Linked DNA regions of Homo sapiens: region 1 is linked to region 2. Evidence: chromatin loops called from intact Hi-C (ENCODE). Cell type or tissue: pancreas. All regions are shown on one strand. Links, peaks and the distances in the headings refer to the core of each region. The heading gives the core; the rest is flanking DNA. Region 1 has its middle 42 kb from the start of LINC02350. Region 2 has its middle 86 kb from the start of LINC02824.

Region 1 (5,394 bases), core at 295-5,294, 220 kb before region 2:
CCTCTACAACGAAAACTATAAAACACTGCTGAAAGAAACCATAGACAATACAAATAAATGAAAACACATCCCATGCTCATGGATGTGTAGAATCAATATTGTGAAAATGACCATACTGCCGAAAGCAATCTACAAATGCAATGAATTCTCATCAAAATATCACCATCATTCGTTGCAGAACTAGAAAAAACAATCCTAAAATTCATATGGAACCATAAAAGAGCCCACATAGCCAAAGCAAGATGAAGCAAAACAACAACAACAACAGACAAATCTGGAAGCATCACATCACCCGACTTCAAACTATACTGTAAGGCCATAGTCACCAAAACAGCATGGTACTCGTATAAAAATAGGCATATAAACCAATGGACAGAATACAGAACCCAGAAATAAAGCCACATACTTGCAGCCAACTGATCTTCAACAAAGCAAACAAAAACATACAGTGGGGAAAGGACACCCTATTCAACAAATGTGCTGGGATAATTGGCAAGCCACATGTAGAAGAATGAAACTGAATCCTCATCTTTCACCTTATACAAAGTCAACTCAAGATGGATAAAAGATTTAAACCTAAGACCTGAAACTATAAAAATTCTAGAAGATAGCATTGGAAAAACCCTTCTAAACATTAGCTTATGCAAAGATTTCATGACCAAGAACCCAAAAGCAAATGCAGCAAAAACAAAGATAAATAGATGGAACTTAATTAAACTAAAAAGCTTCTACACAGCAAAAGAAATAATCAGCAGAGCAAATAGACAACCCACAGAGTGGGAGAAAATCTTCACAGTCTATGCTTCTGACAGAGGACTAACATCCAGAATCTACAAGGAGCTCAAACAAATTAGCAAGAAAAAAAAGCCCATTAAAAATTGGGCTAAGGACATGAAGAGGCAATTCTCAAAAGAAGATACACAAATGGCCAACAAACGTATGAAAAAATGCTCACCACCACTAATACCAGGGAAATGCAAATCAAAACCACAATGTGATACCACCTTACTCCTGCAAGAATGGCCATGATCAAAAAATTTTAAAAAATTGATGTTGGCTTGGATGTAGTGAAAAGGGACAATTTTACACTTCTGGTGGGAATGTAAACTAGTACAATCACTATGGAAAACAGTGCGGACATTCCTTAAAGAACTAAAAGTACATCTACCATATGATCCAGCAATCCCACTACTGGGTATCTTCCCAGAGGAAGTCATTATATAAAAAAGACACTTGCACATGCATGTTTATACCAGTACAATTCTCAATTCCAAAAATTTGGAACCAGCCCAAATGTCCATCAATCAGCGAGTGGAAAAAGAAAATGTGATACACACACACACACACACACAAACACACACGCACACCATGGAATACTACTCAGCCATAAAAAGGAACGAAATAATGACATTTGCAGCAACCTAGATGAAATGGGAGACCATTATTCTAAGCAAAGTACTCAGGAATGGAAAGACAAACATCATATATTCTCATAAGTTGGAGCTAAGCTATGAGGATGCAAAAGCATAAGAATGATATAATGGACTTTCCAAACTTGGGGGAAAGGGTGGGAGGGGGGTGAGAGATAAAAGACTACGCATTGGGTACAGTGTACACTACTCGGGTGATGGGTGCACCAAAATCTCAGAAATCACCACTGAAGGGCTTACTCATGTACCAAAAAAAATTAATTAATTATTTAAAAAGTCCATGCAAGCTAGCCCTTCTCTGCCCATTGCATGCTCTATTCTTCCTTTAAATCTTAGAAGTAGTGCCAATTTCCTCATTTTCTTAGGAAGAGCAGCCAAGCAATGCTTTTTGTTTTGCCTGTTTGCTCATTTGCTCTTCTGCTTATACTCATACTGGCAAGACATTCAGTCCAAATGCTTATCTAGGCACCTTCTGAAGCAAAGAGTTTCCTTCCTTGGAATACTTCTGCTGCTACCTCTTAAGTCGATAATACTTGGTTACCATGCTTTTCTTTGCTTTTTTATTCTCTCTCTCCTTTGCTGCCTGGTTTAGGGCTGATTAACGTTTATTCTTTTGTTTTTCCGCTCTTCCCATCTGTAGTTTGGACGTTTGATTTTGTATTTCTATTCTTTAACTAGCTGAATTTTGCTTTGTTATATTGTATTATTCCTGTAATTTCTGATTATAACTTCTTGATTGTCTTACCTGTGCTAGGGTGCACTGAATACCTGCTGGAGGAGGGGTTTATTCAGGGCTGCCTGCCACACACACATAAACACACAGACACTTTTAGTCAACATGTGGGTCTCCAATTTTCTGAGGCAGCTTTTCATTTCTTTTCCTCTGTCTCCAGTTCCTTTGTGCTTCTTAATTATCCCCAGCCGAGCAAAGCTTGGAGGTCTGCCCAGGGTTCCCATCTGCCAGAAAGGTCTGAGGCCACACCTGCAAGGAACTGGAGCTTTCACACAGGTTCATAAAGGCTTCCGACTAGACACTTCCTTTGCAGCAATTGCAGCAATTTATGACTTTAAATACAGTGTGGAAAACATCAAAACAAACCCTTTGCATAGATATTCTTTTTCATTGCTTGCCTACAGCTGTCTTGCAGTGAGGCAGGAAATGATGCTACCTGCTTTGACTACTTTTACTTTTCATAATGCCTAGAAATAAGCTATTTTAAAGGGTTGTATGGACTAGACTGTTTTATCAAAAGCAATTTCCACTATGAATGATTTTTAATGTCTCAACTCTAAGATATTTTTGAGTTTTAGCACTGATATTTTAGTTTTGCATTGTTAATTTGTTTTATTGATATTAAACATTTATATTGTATTGCTTGAAGTCATTTGGAAGTTTATTTGAAATTGAAATTGTCAAGTAAAGTTAGGTAATGGGATTGCACCAGATTGCTGTGTGCAGCGATTTTCTGATTTCACTTCTTCCCCTTTGAGTCAACTGTGTTCTGATAAATCTGGACCTAAATCTGTGAACATTCTATCTGAGCAAGGAAACAGAATAGGGTGATAATTACTTTACTCTGAAGTGGCAAGACCCACAAAGGGCTGCTACAGAGGCTTGTTCACGTTGTACCCTGACCAACACTAACAAGTGATACAGGAGCTAAAAAGAAATTATTTAGGCAGTTAGCGAGCAGAAGAGAGTCCTTGGTAAGGCTTCTCTTTTAACAAAAAGCACACCCTAAATCATTTCTTTTCTCACAAAGAACAGCCTGTACAACTGAGCTGCAGACATAAATAAGCAAACTGGAAGCTTGCATAGGTAAATGCCGGCAGTTGTGCCAATAGAAAAGGGATACCTGGAAGCCAGGTATATTCAATGTGGAGGGTCCCTCTTTCCTTTTCTTTGTCACCAAGTGTGCAGTAAAAAGCAGGCAACATGGCACTGGCCAGGTAGAGAATCCATCTGCATAATAAAGGAGTAGGGTGGGTTGGCCAGCTTCTTTGCAAGCTATGCAAACGGCACACCTGGTCTGACCAATCTCTAGTGCTCTGTATTAATCACACACCACCTCCTCAAGCTCATCTATAAAACCCCATGCATTTCATTGTGGAACCAGAAGATCCAGTGGGGAGCACTTCTTTCTTTGCAGGAGAAAGAGCTTTTTTTTCTGTTTTCTCTCGCCTATTAAACCTCTGTTCTTAAACTCACTTCTCATGTGTCCACGTCCTCGATTTCCTTGGCATGAGATGGAAAACCTTGGGGATTTACTCCAGACAATGAGGCTGCTTCAGAAGCATCTTTTATATGATCATGTATGTGAATGGTGCCTCCTTATTTGAGTAGTGCACAACCTATGCAACTATATCTGGTGACCTTCACAGCATTTCCATTTCCGGCCTTTTCTCATTATGCTTTTGTTATTTCCTCACTTAGAAAGCCCTCATGCATCAAATACAGAAGTGTCTACTGAGAACCTGCCTTGCAATTTTCCCTTTGTTGGGATCTAATGACAGAGCCATGAACATAATATTATCTCAAACTTCAAAGATTTCCAGTCTGCTGCAAGAGGCAGACGTAAACAGCAACTTTCTGTTAGTTATTGGCAAAGAAATGGTACACTGGGAGCTAAACCTATGGTACCAAGAAGTAATAGGAAACAGATTCCTCACCCCTGAGCTGTGAGACAGGCCACATGGACATTTCAAAACCAACAATGACCAGTGAGGTGACTCAGCCTTGTTGAAGATAAGTCAGGGTAGGGCAATGGAGGACTGGAAAGGAGGGTTTCTTTGGACAGAGCTGGGCTTCCGGTTTCACCTCACCTCCAGCAGGAAGCACAGGGAGCCAGCCCCTAAGCCCAGGCCAGTGGGAACAGCTCCACCAGCACTTGCAGGCCTGGCCACGTGTCCCACGCAGTGAGGCAGGCACAGAGGACAGGTGCCCGACTCACATTGAGAAGGCGAGAAAAAGCTAGGGATGGCTGAACAGAGGGCTGCACCAGGGGGAACAGGGGAGAGAATGTGTCCCTCTGTCGTGGGCTAAAGTTGTGTGACCCTTGGAACCCACTGTAGACCCCATTATAGATGTAAAAATACCTGCCTGGGGATGCTTAGAATGAAGTCCTGCCCAAGAGGACAGCATGCCTGGGTAAAAAAGACACCAACTATTTTGCTGGTGGCAGAAGCTAAGGGGGCTAGATGTAGATCACAAAGGAAAGAAATTCATTTCTTTCTTTCACAGATAAATTGTGTTTCACCAAGAAAACACAATTTGTGTGATTTATACAAATGGTAGATCACAATTTACCTGTTCCAAGAAAATTTGGCTGGATGGCCGAGAAGGGGCAGAGCTTCATGACAGATAATCTAGGTAAGAATGATCCAGACCGAGTGCGGTGGCTCACGCCTGTAATTCCAGCACTATGGGAGGCAGAGGTGGGCAGTTCACCTGAGGTCAGGAGTTTGAGACCAGCCTGGCCAACATGGGGAAACCCTGCCTCTACTAAAAATACAAAAATTAGCTGGGTGTGGTGGTGGGATCCTGTAATCCCAGCTGAGGCTCCCGAGGCTGAGGCAGGAGAAACGCTTGAACCCAGGGGATGGAGGTTGCAGTGAGCTGAGATCACACTATTGCACTCTAGCCTGGGTGAAAGAATGAAACTCCTTCTCGAAAAAAAAAAAAAAAGAAAGAAAAAGAAAAAAAAGGAATGATCCAAACTAAGTTAGGTGGTGTCCTGCAGTAGAGAGAATGTTCACTCCAGCACACATTCAAGAAAGAGTTAGGAATAAACATCATCCTGCATTCAACCTTAAGAATCCCCTTCTCCATTAAGATTTCCAGGGGGTTCCCATCTTCCTCCTGTTTCCTGCATTTTGAGTGTGAAATATTTTATTTATTAAAATTAACAATTGAATTTTAATATTTAGTATACTTCATTGAGCCTGAAATGCCAACTATAAATTA
Region 2 (5,394 bases), core at 302-5,301:
ATGAAAATAAAAGATCTTTCTGCAGGAATTCAGCCTTATCAAACCCTAACATTGCTTCATACTTTGACAAACAGGAGAAATGAGGCCTAAAAATTAATTGCTGAATTTCATGTGCAGAGAGCTGATCCTTTCTTCCAAAGTTAGTCCTACCAATGGACTAAAGCAGCAGCATTTTGTAAACAAAATCTAATCTTCAGCCACACTTCTGGAATTGCAAACTTCCATCACGTTTCTCGTAATTATCAGATACTAATAACAGCACAGGCACAAGAGAAAGTTATATTTAGAAGCACAGTTACCCGGAAAAGTAATTCTCCTCTGAGCTGGATGATTCTGAGTGAATTTGATGTCAACTATTTTCACACCTCCAACACACAAACTTAATCTACAGTCCTTCTATAAATAAAATCAGAAGTAAAGTGTATGCTGATGAGAGTTTTATGTTCTTGAGTTTTCTTCTCTAAAACTTAGGTAGCAAAGAATTCTGTCTAATCCCCAGTCAATGGCACATAAATATTGGTTCATGCATGGCTGTCTCTTAAACTTTTCCCATCTCTATCCTTATCTCTGTCTCCACTAAATTCTCCTGCACTGCCTCCCCGACCCCATCTAATTGATTGATTCACGTCCTTGGGTGACATCTTTGAAAAATAGATGGTAAAAGTTTGTATACACACGCATCTTAAATTCACATCCTATTGTGCCGTAGAGTTTGTTTCTTAGTTTTCTTCATTCAGCACTATGCTTTGGAGAGCTCTCAAGGGTGCTGTTGGTTTCTCTAGTTCATTGCCACTGTGAGTTGTAACTGATAGAGCTCTATCTTCCTGCTCCCATTCGTAAATACACATCACGAGAATAGTCTGTGTCCACTAAATTCAAGTAATTTCTCAGTCCACTGGGTTAAGATAAATTTCCATTGCCCGAAATGTGGCCTTAGTAGAGATAAACACTCCATTTGCCCACTTATTTTTAACTAATATTTCAATTTAATTGAAATGAAACATTCAAGATCCATTTTTTCCTAGGCGTTTAACTTACAAACCTCAATATTATATTTATAAAGCTAATACATTTTACAATTTAAGCTAAATTAAACTTTTTCAAATATTTTAAACTGCATTATAAATTTAATGTTTTGATTTATTTTAAAGCTATTGAGATGCTACATTACAAAAACTATAAGTGCTTAAATAATACTAATAAATGTAATATATTCAACTTTGAAATAGAGTGATCTGACGTTCTGTTAAACATGCTAATATTGTTTAAACTTAAATGTCTTTTTAAATCTTTCAACTTAATTTTATATATATATTTTTTATTATACTTTAAGTTCTAGGGTACATGTGCACAACGTGCAGGTTTTTTACATATGTATACATGTGCCATGTTGGTGTGCTGCACCCATTAACTCGTCATTTACATTAGATATATCTCCTAATGCTATCCATCCTGTGATGTTCCCCTTCCTGTGTCCAAGTGTTCTCATTGTTCAATTAATATCACAAGCCTATATTATTTTCTAAGTTGTATGTTTTAATTTAGACCACAAGGCTAATCTGTCACCCCAGTGTGCCAAATTTAAATATTTCAAATACTTAAATACAAAATATATTACAATTCCATCTATAGCTTAACACTAAAATATTACTAGAGGCTTGATTCACTTCAATATCTTGATTCTTATTTCTAAACCTTCCTAGTATGAAATGCCCACTGAGGAAATAGCTTTACTCTCTGCAGCAATCAGGGCCAATTGCCCAAGCAAGTGGGGAGTTTTTGTCCCACAGTGATCAAGGGTCTTTCCTCGGTGGGGTGTGATTACTTGTTGACCAGAAATGTTCAATTGAGAAACAATCTGGAACTGCAAATATCACAGAGGTTATTCTCACCACCCAGAGGGACTCCTTGAGGTTTTTCCAGCATCTTTATGTCAAGCTGTGATCTGAGTCCATGCCCTCCAGGAACCAGACATCTAGATTCAAGTCACACAGTAGCCAAAGGTAATTTTATAATGAACTCTTCCATCCAGGATGCCTCCCCATAATTGTTATCACCAAATGTATTTAAGCCTTGCTTCTGTCCTGCATTATTTTTCCAACTTGCCTGTCTATGAAGACCTGTGGTTGAAGCCTGCATATTTGTTGTGTTCTAGTCCTTCTAGCTGTTTTCTTCTAGTTCAATAATTTATAGCATCTGAGGCACTTCATGAAGATGACCCCAGCAATTGTTATTCCTAAAAATAGCAACTTAGAAAATAATTTTTAAGCTTTGATCACCTGTTACTAGCTTTGTTAACTTTATTGATTTAAATAGCAAACTTTAAAATTTAGTATATCTGGCTCTTTTTAATGTTAAAGTACCAGATATGATAAAAATAATGCATACAAATTCAATTATTGTAAAATATCTTACTACTATACTTTCTTCTTAATATATTCTAAAATATCAACACAACAGACTCTTCATTTTTCATGATTTTACTAATTTGTTACTATAAATACACACATATACATAATTTAAAACTGTCAATGATTATGATTAATAAAAACACTAGATTTTAATAGAATATGAAATATCTATATGTAATAAATATCCCCTACATATTAAAAATAATTAAAATACATATCCTATTATAGTCTTCAATGTTGCATTTCATACTGGTAATCATAATATTACATATTATAATAATGTCAGTAATAGTACTAACTCAATGCTTTTCACTAACTTATTGTAATTATCTATAATAATCATTATTTTTTTTGTTGCTGTTTTTGGTACTCAAGATCATTAAAATACATCCAATTAAATCATGTTAACTAAGTGTTAAACTGTTTTCTGCCTTTTGAATGTCATGCTGAATTTTTAAACATTGTTTTTTTTAAGCATCCTTGCTTGCTTTCTGGCAACAGTCAAAAATTATAACCTCTTCTGATTTACTTTGTTGTCTGTTTGTTGTCTCAGGATTGAGAATCAACAGCCAACCCCTGCCTATCTCCTGGATTTCTTTAGTATGGAATTGGTGTTGAAGGTGAAAATCTGGACACTATGGGTAGTGATGGCTGGCAAGAGGTTTCTTCTATTCTTGGCTCATTTGTAGATTCTGATCTGGAGAAACTACATATATTTTTATGGTCATGAATTTAACTTGCAGTTTCAAATTTAACATATTATGTTGCTATCATTAATGCTTCTCAAGATGCCAAGTTTTCTTAACCTCTAGGACTTTCTTCTGTGTTATTGACTCTTTGACTCCTCACTGGGTATACTCCCTGGGTTGGCTATTTATGTTATGAGGCTTCCTAATATTTTGATTTTCTTTCTACAGCCCATTGTTTTCCCAGTGGACTACTCCCCATAGTGGTTGTACCTGCCCTCATGGCTTGAAGTACTGACTGTAAGCTGTTAACTGCCAAGTCTTTACCCTCAGAACTCATACCAGAGATTCAGACTCACATCACCACCTACCAACCAAGTAACTCCACTTGGATTTCCACAGACACCCAAAGGATCTCATTATCTTCTAAAATTGCTCCTCTTTGGTCTTGTCATCATGTCTTTTCTCTCTTAGTCAAAGATGCTACCATCTCAGGTCATCTAAGATAGAGTTCTTAATGTCAACCCTCATCTCTATCCAGCCCTAAAACCAGCCTTCTCATTTTGCATCTCCAAAGTATTTCTTCCATAGCCCTTAAATAATCCTAGTATGTAATATATTAAACTTTGAAATAGAGTGATCTCAGGTTCTGTTAAACATGCTAATATTGTTTAAACTTAAATGCCTTTTTCCTTTTTCCATCACCACTACTACAGCTCAGATCCTCACGGATCATTACCCGGACTATTGCAGTAGACCCCTAAGTGATCTTGCTTCAAGATCACTTCAAGTCAAGCCTCTCTCCTAATCACTCTCAACATTTCAGCCACAGTTTTATTTCTAAAATATTAGTATATTCATTTCACTCTTATGATTATTTTGAATCACTCTGTGAAACCCTGTTTGTTTCTCTGAGTAAAGTTCATCCTCAGTGATGTGTTATACAAGGCTTTTTATATCATGATTAACACAATAAGATGCTTAATTATGAAACTTAACGTGTCTGCATCCCACTCCCTAGGCTTCAAGAAGAAGGACAGAAATTGCATATTTTTGAAAAGGTTATTCTAATGTACAGCTGGGTTTGTGATCCACTTATAACCCCTGGAAACCACTAACCTGTTCTCCATAATTTTGTCATTTCTGGAATGTCACATAAGTAACATCATACAGTATGTAACTCTATGGGATTGGCTCTTTTTTTGTCTCGGCATAATTCATCCAGGTTTTTTGTGTTTACCAATAGTACATTCTTTGTTATTGCCAGGCAGTATTTCTACATATGAAAGTATCATAGATTGTATAGCCATTAACTCATTGAAGGACATGTGAGTTGTTTCCACAATTTGGCTATTATGAATAAAGCTTCTACAAACATTTGTGTACAAGTTGTTGTGTGAACATCCATCTTCATTTCTCTGGGATAAAAGTCCAAATATACAATGGCTAGATCACATGGTAGTTGTGTGTTTAGGTATAAAAAGAAGCCGAGACTTTTGGAGATTAAGTGAGAAAATCCACATAAAGAATCTCTAACAAAACACTGAGTAAAATATGCCTATCATTATTGATGTTACTATTAGTATTAATAACAGAAATACCAACAGTGAGGACCTACACTTGGTTATTCAAAGCATGTGATGAGGGCATTGATTGCCACCTGGTGACACCATGCTTTGGTCATTTGCCATTCTCTTTCAGGTGAACCAAACTTGTGATTACTTTATTTTCAATTATAAATAGAAAAAAATCAACCAATCAACCAGACAAACTAACAAAAAAAGAATCAACTGAGTATTATGTAATGCAGTGATTGAAAATATTAAGGAAGAGTTGTGAATGGTTGTACTTTGTATACCTCTTAGAAACATGATGCTATTAAAGGATATAATTATATGTATTATGGCATGTATAGATAAGTGAAGATTGATCATTATACTAGCATATAATTATCATAATCTAGAATATGATTACTCTTGGGGAGACCAAAGACAGATCCAAATTAAGCATTACTTAAAATGATGTTATGAAATCAAATAGTTAAAAAAAAGAGCAACAATAAGCAGCATTCACCCAACACTTGGGATAGAGGGGCCTTCCCTACCAGAGTCTTGCTGATCTGGTAATTAAGCAAGAGGAAACATATTTATTTTGGATCCTGTAGCAGAATCTCTCCAGGCTCATGATCCACCCACCTTTCTGTTCTGCTCTCTCCTAGCACTCTTTCCACTGCCCATCCTCAACCCTCACCCCCAGGGAGAAAATACTTTGCTAGTCTTCAGATCGGGACACTCAGT

The links. A loop is a pair of places that touch in the nucleus more often than their neighbours do. Peaks named below come from ENCODE experiments on the same cell type or tissue, not always from the same donor. Only the 100,000 strongest peaks of a DNase experiment are listed, where the experiment ranks them.
Region 1: a loop joins it to region 2, with 3 times the contacts of the local background. A loop is called at or near these places in 1 of 110 quality-filtered maps.

Annotation. Positions count from the first base shown.
Region 1 is chr12:126,381,838-126,387,231 of GRCh38, forward strand. No RefSeq gene overlaps it. Among named protein-coding and RNA genes, the nearest start is that of LINC02350, 42 kb to the right of the region's middle. In pancreas, for the core only: no CTCF peak of the experiment used is centred there; a DNase peak (open chromatin) is centred at 2,384; H3K27ac peaks cover 904 bases.
Region 2 is chr12:126,602,059-126,607,452 of GRCh38, forward strand. No RefSeq gene overlaps it. Among named protein-coding and RNA genes, the nearest start is that of LINC02824, 86 kb to the right of the region's middle. In pancreas, for the core only: no CTCF peak of the experiment used is centred there; no DNase peak of the experiment used is centred there; H3K27ac peaks cover 1,004 bases.